2 separate regions of the Homo sapiens genome follow, and region 2 is linked to region 1. A link is an interaction called in ENCODE POLR2A ChIA-PET data of the cell type or tissue named here. Cell type or tissue: Panc1. All regions are shown on one strand. Links, peaks and the distances in the headings refer to the core of each region. The heading gives the core; the rest is flanking DNA.

Region 1 (4,396 bases), core at 230-4,229:
AATACTAGAAAACTGAGACTTAGAGAGGTGAAGTAACTTGTCTAGTGTTAACACTTAATAAGTGGTAGAGCTGGAATTAAAATTTCAATCTGACTCCAAAGCTCATGCTCTTAAGCAATATACTGTGTTAGTTCCATGATGATGATGATGGTGATAACGATGTTGTTAATTACAATATGTTGAGCACCTCCTGAGTGACAAGCAATGCATTGCCACCTTTTGCATTCCCATTTTACAATAGTGGAAACTGCTTTTGCTCATGGTCTGCTTTTAGGCTAATAAGTATAAGTACCTAGGTTCCAAAGTATTGGGCATTATTGAATTGTGCTTTCAGTGCATTTTTCCTTTTACTTTCTTTCCTGTTTTAATGGTCAACATCATAATGTTTTTCTAATTACTACCAGTATTAACAATTTAATGTTGTCTGAATGTTTCTGTACTTTTTTCCCTTACTGATGCCTTAGCATTGAGGTTTTCTTATTTGTTACCTTTGCTGTTTTTTCTCTATCAAAAGCAGATAATGGGGCTAAGATAATAGAGAAGGGATTGTACCAAGGACAAGCTAAGTACAGGAAAGTTCAGATGCTAGAAATCTTTCTGGGATCTCAGTTTGGAGAATAAAGATTTAAATGAAAAACTCCCATTTTTTGGTAGCTGTCTTTTTTTAAAAAATTATTTTAATTTTTTTTTTTAGAGACAGGGCTCACTGTGTTGCCGAGGCTGGACTCAAACTCTTGGTGTCAAGTGATCCTCCCACCTCAGCCTCCTGAGTAACTGAGACTACAGGTGCACGCCACTCCACCCAGTGGTAGCTGTCTTTTATTGAAGGAATATTAGGGCTTTGGTACTTACTAGCTTGGTGATATTAGACACAGGATTTGACCTTACTAGCCCTAGTTTTCTTACCTGAAAATAGGGTAAATAAATATACCTCACAATGCATGGTTAGTTGTGGTGATGATTAAATGCAGTAACAAGTGTAAAACTCCTTAATATATTACTCAGAATTGTTAGCTTCCTCTTTTACCTTCAGATGTTAGTGGAATAATCCAGGTTATGTGGAGGTTATGTTAAGGTTGTGTTATGTGTGTCTTTTTTACATTTAGAAAATTTAGTGTTAGTATACTAAATAAAAATTTATCAAGCTGTATCCTTAATATTTATGTACTTGGCTATATGTAAGTTAGTTACGGATAAAAAAGGAAAAATCAATGTGCAAACTGGACGTTCATTTGCTGCATGTGATTAGCTGATCTTTCCATGTATTATGCCCAGCATGTAGGGCTACTCTTTGTAATTTTTTATTCCCCAAGATCATATGGAAATTATTGAGTTTTAGCAAGAAGAGACTGTTATATAATACCTTCCAAATATTTATTTCGTTTATTGTTTTAGTAAGCAGATTTTCAGAAATATTTGTTTGTATTCTCAGAAAAGGTATATTCAATCCTAAAATACTGTTTCTAATGTTATTAATTCCCAGTACATAGATCTCACCTTGCTTTAGGCATGCCCACCTACAGGTAGGAAATAAAATTTTAGAATAAGCAGCATGTCTTAGTCTGTTCAGGCTATTATAACAGAATACTATAGACTGGGGGGCTTAAACAACAAACATTTCTTTCTTTCTTTTATTTTTATTTATTTATTTTTGAGACAGGGTCTTGCATTGTTGCCTAGGCTGGAGTGCAGTGGTGTAATCACAGCTCACAACTCACCTCCTGGGCTCAGGCAATCCTCCCACCTCACCTCCCCTCCCTCCAGTAGCTGGGACTACTGGCACATGCCACCATGCCTGGCTAATTTTTAAATTTTTTATAGAGACAGAGTCTCATTATGTTACCCACGCTGATCTCGAGCTCTTGGGCTTAAGTAATCCTTCAGCCTTGGCCTCCCAAAGTGCTAGGATTACAGGCATGAGTCACCAGGCCCAGCCACAGACATTTATTTCTAACAGTTCTGGATACTGGGAAGTCCAAGGTCAAGGTGCCAGGAGACTGGGTATCTGTGAGGGCCTTCTTCCTGGTTTCCAGACAGTTGTCTTCTTGCGTAGCCTCACATGATGGAAAAAGAGAACTCTCTGGGTCTTTTTTGATAAAGTACTAATCCTATTAGTGAGGGCTTTAAAACCCTCAATGACCTAATTATCTCCCAAAGAACCCATTTCCTATCACCATCACATTGGTCATTAGAATTTCCATATATAAATTGTAAGGGGACACAAACATTCAGTCCATAACACAGTGAAATCTGATACTTTTGAGGTAAACCTGTGTCTAAAACACACCTTTGAATGGACTACTGCTCCTATTAGCCTTTTACTCAAAACCATCCTGGTGTTTTTGTGTGATTAAATTTGTAAATTCTTTGGTGTACTCTTGAGCAGGCTCCCTTTCTTCTGTGACTCAGAGCCTGGAGCGTTGCAGCCAAGCTCAAAAGTCAGGAACGGGGGTGTGGACTTTTGGGCTATGCCAGTCAGCAGCCAGAATGTGGTTGGCAGTCTCCTCCCCTTCCTGCACTTCAGCTCTACACAGTGTGCATTCTGGAATGACAGGCATTCCTGTGTGAAGAGTGCCAGTGTGAAGACAGTTTTGTAAGAACTGCAAGTGCTCAGGCTGTATGGGAAACAGAAACTTCAGCAGATGAACTGACCTTATGCCATTTCCTGATGTTTGGCAGTGACACTGAAAGAGGACCGCATGTCCCCTCTTTATGTGGATTTATCTTTTATGAAAAGTTTGCTTTTGTCCGGGACAGTTTGTTGTCGTGAGATACATCAGACAATATAATCATGGGACAAGCTGATGTCTCCAGACCGGTAAATCCAGATGCAGTTGGTGAGTAATAGAAGGCAGAGAAACAGAAAATCTTGACAGAAGCAAGGCAGATTTACAGGTGAACTTGAGTATTTATGTGAAGTTAAACACGAGAATGTTGATGATCCCAACTTTGAAATGTTTATGTTTGTGAAGAATGAATGAAGTCATGCGGAACATGGCGAGAAACTTTAAAAAATTAAGTTTTTTAAAACTTAAAAACTTAAATTCAGTTTATTAATTTATCGCTCACAGTTTTGTTTTACTTGATCTCTTTGAAGTTTTTTATATTATATTGCTAAGGAATTATCTGTTAATTTCTTGCCGTTACTAAAGATAAATGCTACAGAAACTTATTTAGAATTCAGAGATATTTTGTTAGTATTTTACAGAACTTGGAAAATAGAACTGTTGACTTCTATAGACAGAACCACTTTTAAGAATTAAGTTTTTAGACTTGGTTATACATTTTCCTAATAAGTCTCAGGCATTTTCCATTGCACTAGTGTTTCCGTTTCTCTTAAGTCAACACTTTGATATAAACTTTTCTGAAGTTAGTACTTTACATTTGAAATGTTACTAAGGGATAGCTAGAGAGCAAGCTGATTGTGAGTATAGCTCAGAGTTTCAAATCTTCTATGTGAAATGGTAGTCACTTGTCACTGCAAGCTCATTTTCCTAATCTTGTAGGGTTTTATATGACAATCATAAATTGGGAAAAACAGTTTTAAGCAGATGTTCATTAAAGGGTTGCTTAAGTATAAGCAAAACTAGGGAAAGCCTGTGAATCATTTCTAGACATTATAATATTTAAGAAAGATTTATACCTTCACTTTGATTTATGGAGCAGCAGAAAACATGTTCAGTCCTAGGCTGCATTTTTTGTTTTTTGTTTTTCAGAAACAAAAAATGTTGGTGACTTAAAAAAAAAGCATAAAGTGTGGAAACACAGGTAACACTCCCAAATGTTTCATAATGTAGTGAGATTTTGTTTCTAAAGGTAGTATTTTCACCTGAGAGCTTCCTAGATGAAATATCTTCAGTATTTTTCATGTATTATTGAAACTGAGGCACATGGATCACAAAGTGAGTCATTCAGCAACAGATTTTCAGAACTGAAGTCAGGACTTGACTCACTTTACCTTGATCACTAGGGCTGTGTCTTTATCAATTCATTAACTCATTTAAAAAAATGAAATGTTTCATAAATAGAAAAAGGTATAAAGAAAAATATAAAGAATCATCTGGGGCCACTCCCCAGCCTAACAGATGAAATTTAGAACATAAAGATAAACCTCACACTATCCTTCTCTTCTGCATTCCCTTCTGATGACATTTTGCTTCTTTGTTTCCAGAATTAAACACTCTCCTATATTTGATAAATAACTCACTTTTGGGCTGTAAATTCTCCTGTGGTTTCTACGCCAAACATTAGTTGTTTGTTAGCAAGTATAGTAAGGACTCAATGCTAGGCATTTATCTATGAGATGGAAATGAAAGGGCTTTGACAAACAATAAATTGTAAAGCAAGTAAAATTTAGTGGTGAGTGGTGGTATTTAAGAAGAATGCCCATCTAAGA
Region 2 (4,396 bases), core at 276-4,275, 340 kb before region 1:
GGAAGCACCACCAGCCCCACTACAGCCTCCGCTACCACCGCTTCTCTCGCCCTGTACAGCTGCCGCCGCCATCTTGTCCGCCTCTGCGTCTCCCTCCGTATCTGACTTTTTTTTTTTACCTCCCCAAAACTATTGTTCGAGTAACTGTTATCTGTCTGATGTTCATGATAAGAGCTCCTGCGGAAAAGTTCATCTTGATTTGTATCTACCTGTTTACTCAGCAACTACTTTGTAAAATTCCAGACTCTGAGGACATGGTAAAAAAACAAATCAGCTGCGTGTAGTGGCTCACACCTGTACACAACACTTTGGGAGGCTGAGGCAGAGGGATTGCTTGAGGCCAGGAATTCATGATCAGCCTGATCAACATACTGACACAAAAAAGAAGAAAAAAAAAAAAAGCAACTCCACAAAAAAGAAGAAGAAAAAAAAAAAGCCAGGCATGGTGGCACATGCCTGTAGTCTCAGCTACTCAGGAAGCTGAGGTGGAAGAATTGCTTGACCCCAGGAGTTCAAGTCTGCAGTGACCTATGATTGCGTCACTACAGTCCAGCCTGGGTGACAGAGTGAGACCGTGTCTCAAAAATGAAACAAAACAAAAACACCATAAATCAGGCTAAACTCCCTGCCCTCATGGAGCTCACATTCTAATCAACCCGTAGACAGAAATGTGTGTTGAATGTGTTCAACTGGGACTTAACACTCTTTCCTACTTCATTCTAGTGAACCTTCCCATACTGCAGAGGTGGAAGTTTATAAATGGCATTTCACAGGCTTCCATCCACGTAGGATTCTGGGTGAGAACTAGATATGGTCCATTAGATATACTTAGGTAAGATTTGTAAGGTAGAAATGAGGAAGAAGCCATTTTCCTGCAGTTGGCTGTTTCTGTTGGCCAATATGATCATTGCCGGAGACATGGGGTTTTTCTGAGGCAGAATATCAGTTTGTTTTGTTTTGTTTTGTTTTGTTTTGAGAAGGAGTTTCACTCTTGTGTCCCAGGCTGGAGTGTAATGACACGATCTCAGCTCACTGCAACCTCCACCTCCCAGGTTTAAGTGATTCTCCTGCCTCAGCCTCTCAAGTAACTGGGATTACAGGCACCTGCCACCACACCCGGCTAATTTTTATATTTTTAGTAGAGATGGGGTTTCACCATGTTGGCCAGGCTGGTCTCAAACTCCTGACCTCAAGTGATCCACCCACCTCAGCCTCCCAAAGTGCTGGGATTCCAGGTGTGAGCCACCAAACCCAGCCCAGAATTTCAGTTTCTAGTCTCTCTGAGTCTTGAAAGGTAGTAGCAGCAATAGGCCGGGTGCAGTGTCTCACAACTGGAATCCGAGCACTTTGGGTGGATCTCTTGAGGCCAGGAGTTCAACACCAGCCTGGGCAACATGGCAAAACCCTGTATCTGCTAAAAATACAAAAATTAGCCAGGCGTGGTGGCAAGCGCCTGTAATCCTAATTACCCGGATGGCTGAGGCACAAGAATCACTTGAACCTGGGAGGTGGAGGTTGCAGTGAGCCAAGATAGCGCCACGGCACTCCGGCCTGGATAACAGAGTGAGACTCTGTCTTCAAAAAAAAAAAAAAAGAAAAAAATGAATGAATGAAAGTTACTAGCAGCAATGATGGCTTGCAAAAACAGTACTTACCCAGTCTTCTTCTTCTTCTCCTTCTCCTTCTCCTTCTTCTTCTTCTTTCTTTTTTTTTTTTTTGACAGTCCCACTCTGTTTCCCAGGCTAGAGTGCAGTGGTGCAATCTCGGTTCACTGCAACCTCCACCTCCCAGGTTCAAGCGATTCTCCTGCCTCAGCCTCCTGAGTACCTGGGACTACAGGCATGCACCACCATGCCCTGCTAATTTTTGTATTTTTAGTAGAGATGGGGTTTCACCATCTTGGCCAGGCTGGTCTTGAACTCCTGACCTCATGTGATCCGCCCGCCTCGGCCTCCCAAAGTGCTAGGTGGCGCCCAGCCTACTATATATTATTTAGACCAGTAGTTCTCAAAGTATGGTCTGGGGACCTCCTGGAGACCTCCAAGACAGTAACAGGGAGTAAGTGAAATCAAAACTACTTTAAAAATGACACTAACTCATTATTTGCCTTTTTCACTCTCATTCTTTCAAAAGTGTGGTGGAATTTTCCAGGGGCTATGTGCTAATTCATTGCTAATGGCTAATGGAATGTGTGCTGGTATATTCTTGCATTTTCAAAATTCCTCAATTTTAATCTCTAAAGGAGAAAATATAAATAGCTGTAATCATATAAACAAAAGCTCTTTGGGGTCACCAGTAATTTTTTTTTTTTTTTTTTTTTTTGAGACGGAGTCTCCTTCTGTTGCCCAGGCTGGAGTGCAATGGTGCGATCTCAGCTCACTGCAACCTCTGCCTCCTGGGTTCAAGCAATTCTCATGCCTCAGCCTCCTGAGTAGCTGGGATTACAGGCACATGCCACCGCATCCAGCTAATTTTTTGTTTATTGTTTTTTGGTTTTTTTTAGTAGAGATGGGGTTTCACCGTATTGGCCAGGCTGGTCTCAAACTCATGACCTCAGGTGATCCACCCACCTCGGCCTCCCAAAGTGCTGGGATTACAGGCGTGAGCCACCACATCCAGCCATCAGGGTCACAAGTAATTTTTAACAGCATTAAGGGATCCTGATATCAAAACATTTGAGAACTGCTGACCTAAGTCATTGTGTATATTCATTCTTGTACTATTTGCAGTGGCTCCACTTTGGCCATTTCTGGATGCCTGATTCCCACACACGGCTATACCCATGCCATGTTCAACACCCTCCTACCAGGATGCCTTTCTATTTTGATTAAAACACTTGAGACAGTATCTTCTTGCACATGACCAGTAACAGCTGTTTTGGCACAGCCTTGGGACTCCACATAACTGTGAATTGTCCTCATGGCCAACACAAGACCCACAGACCAGCCCTTTGCCCTGCTGGTGCTGGATTATCTTTTCTGGCTGACTCATCTGGGATACCTGGTTTCTGCCCCTGCCTTTGCCCTGTTGAGCACTAGACTGACCCACTCTTGCCTCCCGTTCCTACTCTTGGTTCCCCTCCTGTTCAGGTGGCCGCTGCTGTGCGGAGCAGTTGTCAGCTGCCCATAACTAAGCTGAGTTAGTTGGGTTAGCAGGGGCCTGTATCCCTGTCCAATTCCAGAGTGAGCTGTGTCAAACTTAGGTTGCCTGGAAGTTTCCTGCCAACCAGATGATGGATTCATATTTGCTTTTAATCATGGCTATACTGGCCGGGTGCCATGGCTAATGCCTGTAATCCCAGCACTTTGGGAGGCCAAGGTGGGTGGATCACTTGAGGTCAGGAGTTTGAGACCAGCCTGGCCAACATGGTGAAACCCTGTCTCTACTAAAATTACAAAACCTAGCCAGGCATTGTGGCACACGCCTGTAGTCCCAGCTACTCTACTTGGGAGGCTGAGGCAAAAGAATCACTTGAACCCAGGAGGCGGAGGTTGCAGTGAGCAGGATCGTGCCACTGCACTCCAGCCTGGGCAACAGAGCGAGACTCCATCTCAAAAAAAAAAAATTATGGTTATACCTTCCCCCAAGAATGCCATTATCTGTGTATTTGTACTCTATAATTAGATTTAAAGTTAAAACATAAACTGTTGGCCAGGCATGGTGGTTCACACCTGTTATCCCAGCACTTTGGGAGGCTGAGGTGGGTGAATCACCTGAGGTCAGGAGTTCAAGACCCACCTGGCCAACATGGTGAAACCCAATCTCTACTAAAAATACAAAAACCAACCAGCCATGGTGGCGCATGCCTGTAATCTCAGCTACTCAGGAGGCTGAGGCAGGTGAATTGCTTGAACCCAGGAAGCAGAGGTTGCAGTGAGCCAAGATCACACCATTGCACTCCAACCTGGGCAACACAGCAAGGCTCTGTCTCAAAAAAACAAAAAACAAGAACAACAACAACCAAAAAAAAACTGTTAATAATAGATGTTTCTTGTGGATAGAAGGGACCATGTCATATATTCTGTCAACTTCACTTTTTTTTTTCTTTCTTTCTTTTTCTTCCCCCATAGTAAGAATGTATAGACTTTCAAGGGCTCTGGAAACAGATTGTGTTTGAATCCTGACTCTCCCACTTACAGTTGTGCGCACTTGGACAGGTCAAGTATTGCTCAGTGCCTCAGTTTTCAGTATTTCTTTCTTTTTTTTTTTTTTTTTTTGAGACTGAGTTTCACTCTTGTTGCCCAGGCTGGAGTGCAATGGCATGATCTTGGCTCACCGCTCACCGCAACCTCCGCCTCCCGGGTTCAAGCAATTCTCCTGTCTCAGCCTCCCGAGTAGCTGGGATTACAGGCATGTGGCACCACACCCAGCTAATTTTGTATTTTTAGAAGGGACG

The links. ChIA-PET counts read pairs that join two places held together with the same protein. Peaks named below come from ENCODE experiments on the same cell type or tissue, not always from the same donor. Only the 100,000 strongest peaks of a DNase experiment are listed, where the experiment ranks them.
Region 2: POLR2A ChIA-PET joins it to region 1 with 9 read pairs; 2 of 35 experiments call an interaction of 5 or more read pairs at or near these places.

What each region holds. Positions count from the first base shown.
Region 1 is chr1:28,435,594-28,439,989 of GRCh38, forward strand. The region is part of intron 2 of PHACTR4 (phosphatase and actin regulator 4); the gene reads left to right. Among named protein-coding and RNA genes, the nearest start is that of PHACTR4, 68 kb to the left of the region's middle. RefSeq lists a silencer at 1,665-1,959. In Panc1, for the core only: no CTCF peak of the experiment used is centred there; DNase peaks (open chromatin) are centred at 2,028 and 2,518; H3K4me3 peaks cover 1,520 bases; H3K27ac peaks cover 2,862 bases.
Region 2 is chr1:28,096,351-28,100,746 of GRCh38, forward strand. It overlaps the pseudogene SPCS2P4. Among named protein-coding and RNA genes, the nearest start is that of EYA3, 9.9 kb to the left of the region's middle. In Panc1, for the core only: no CTCF peak of the experiment used is centred there; no DNase peak of the experiment used is centred there.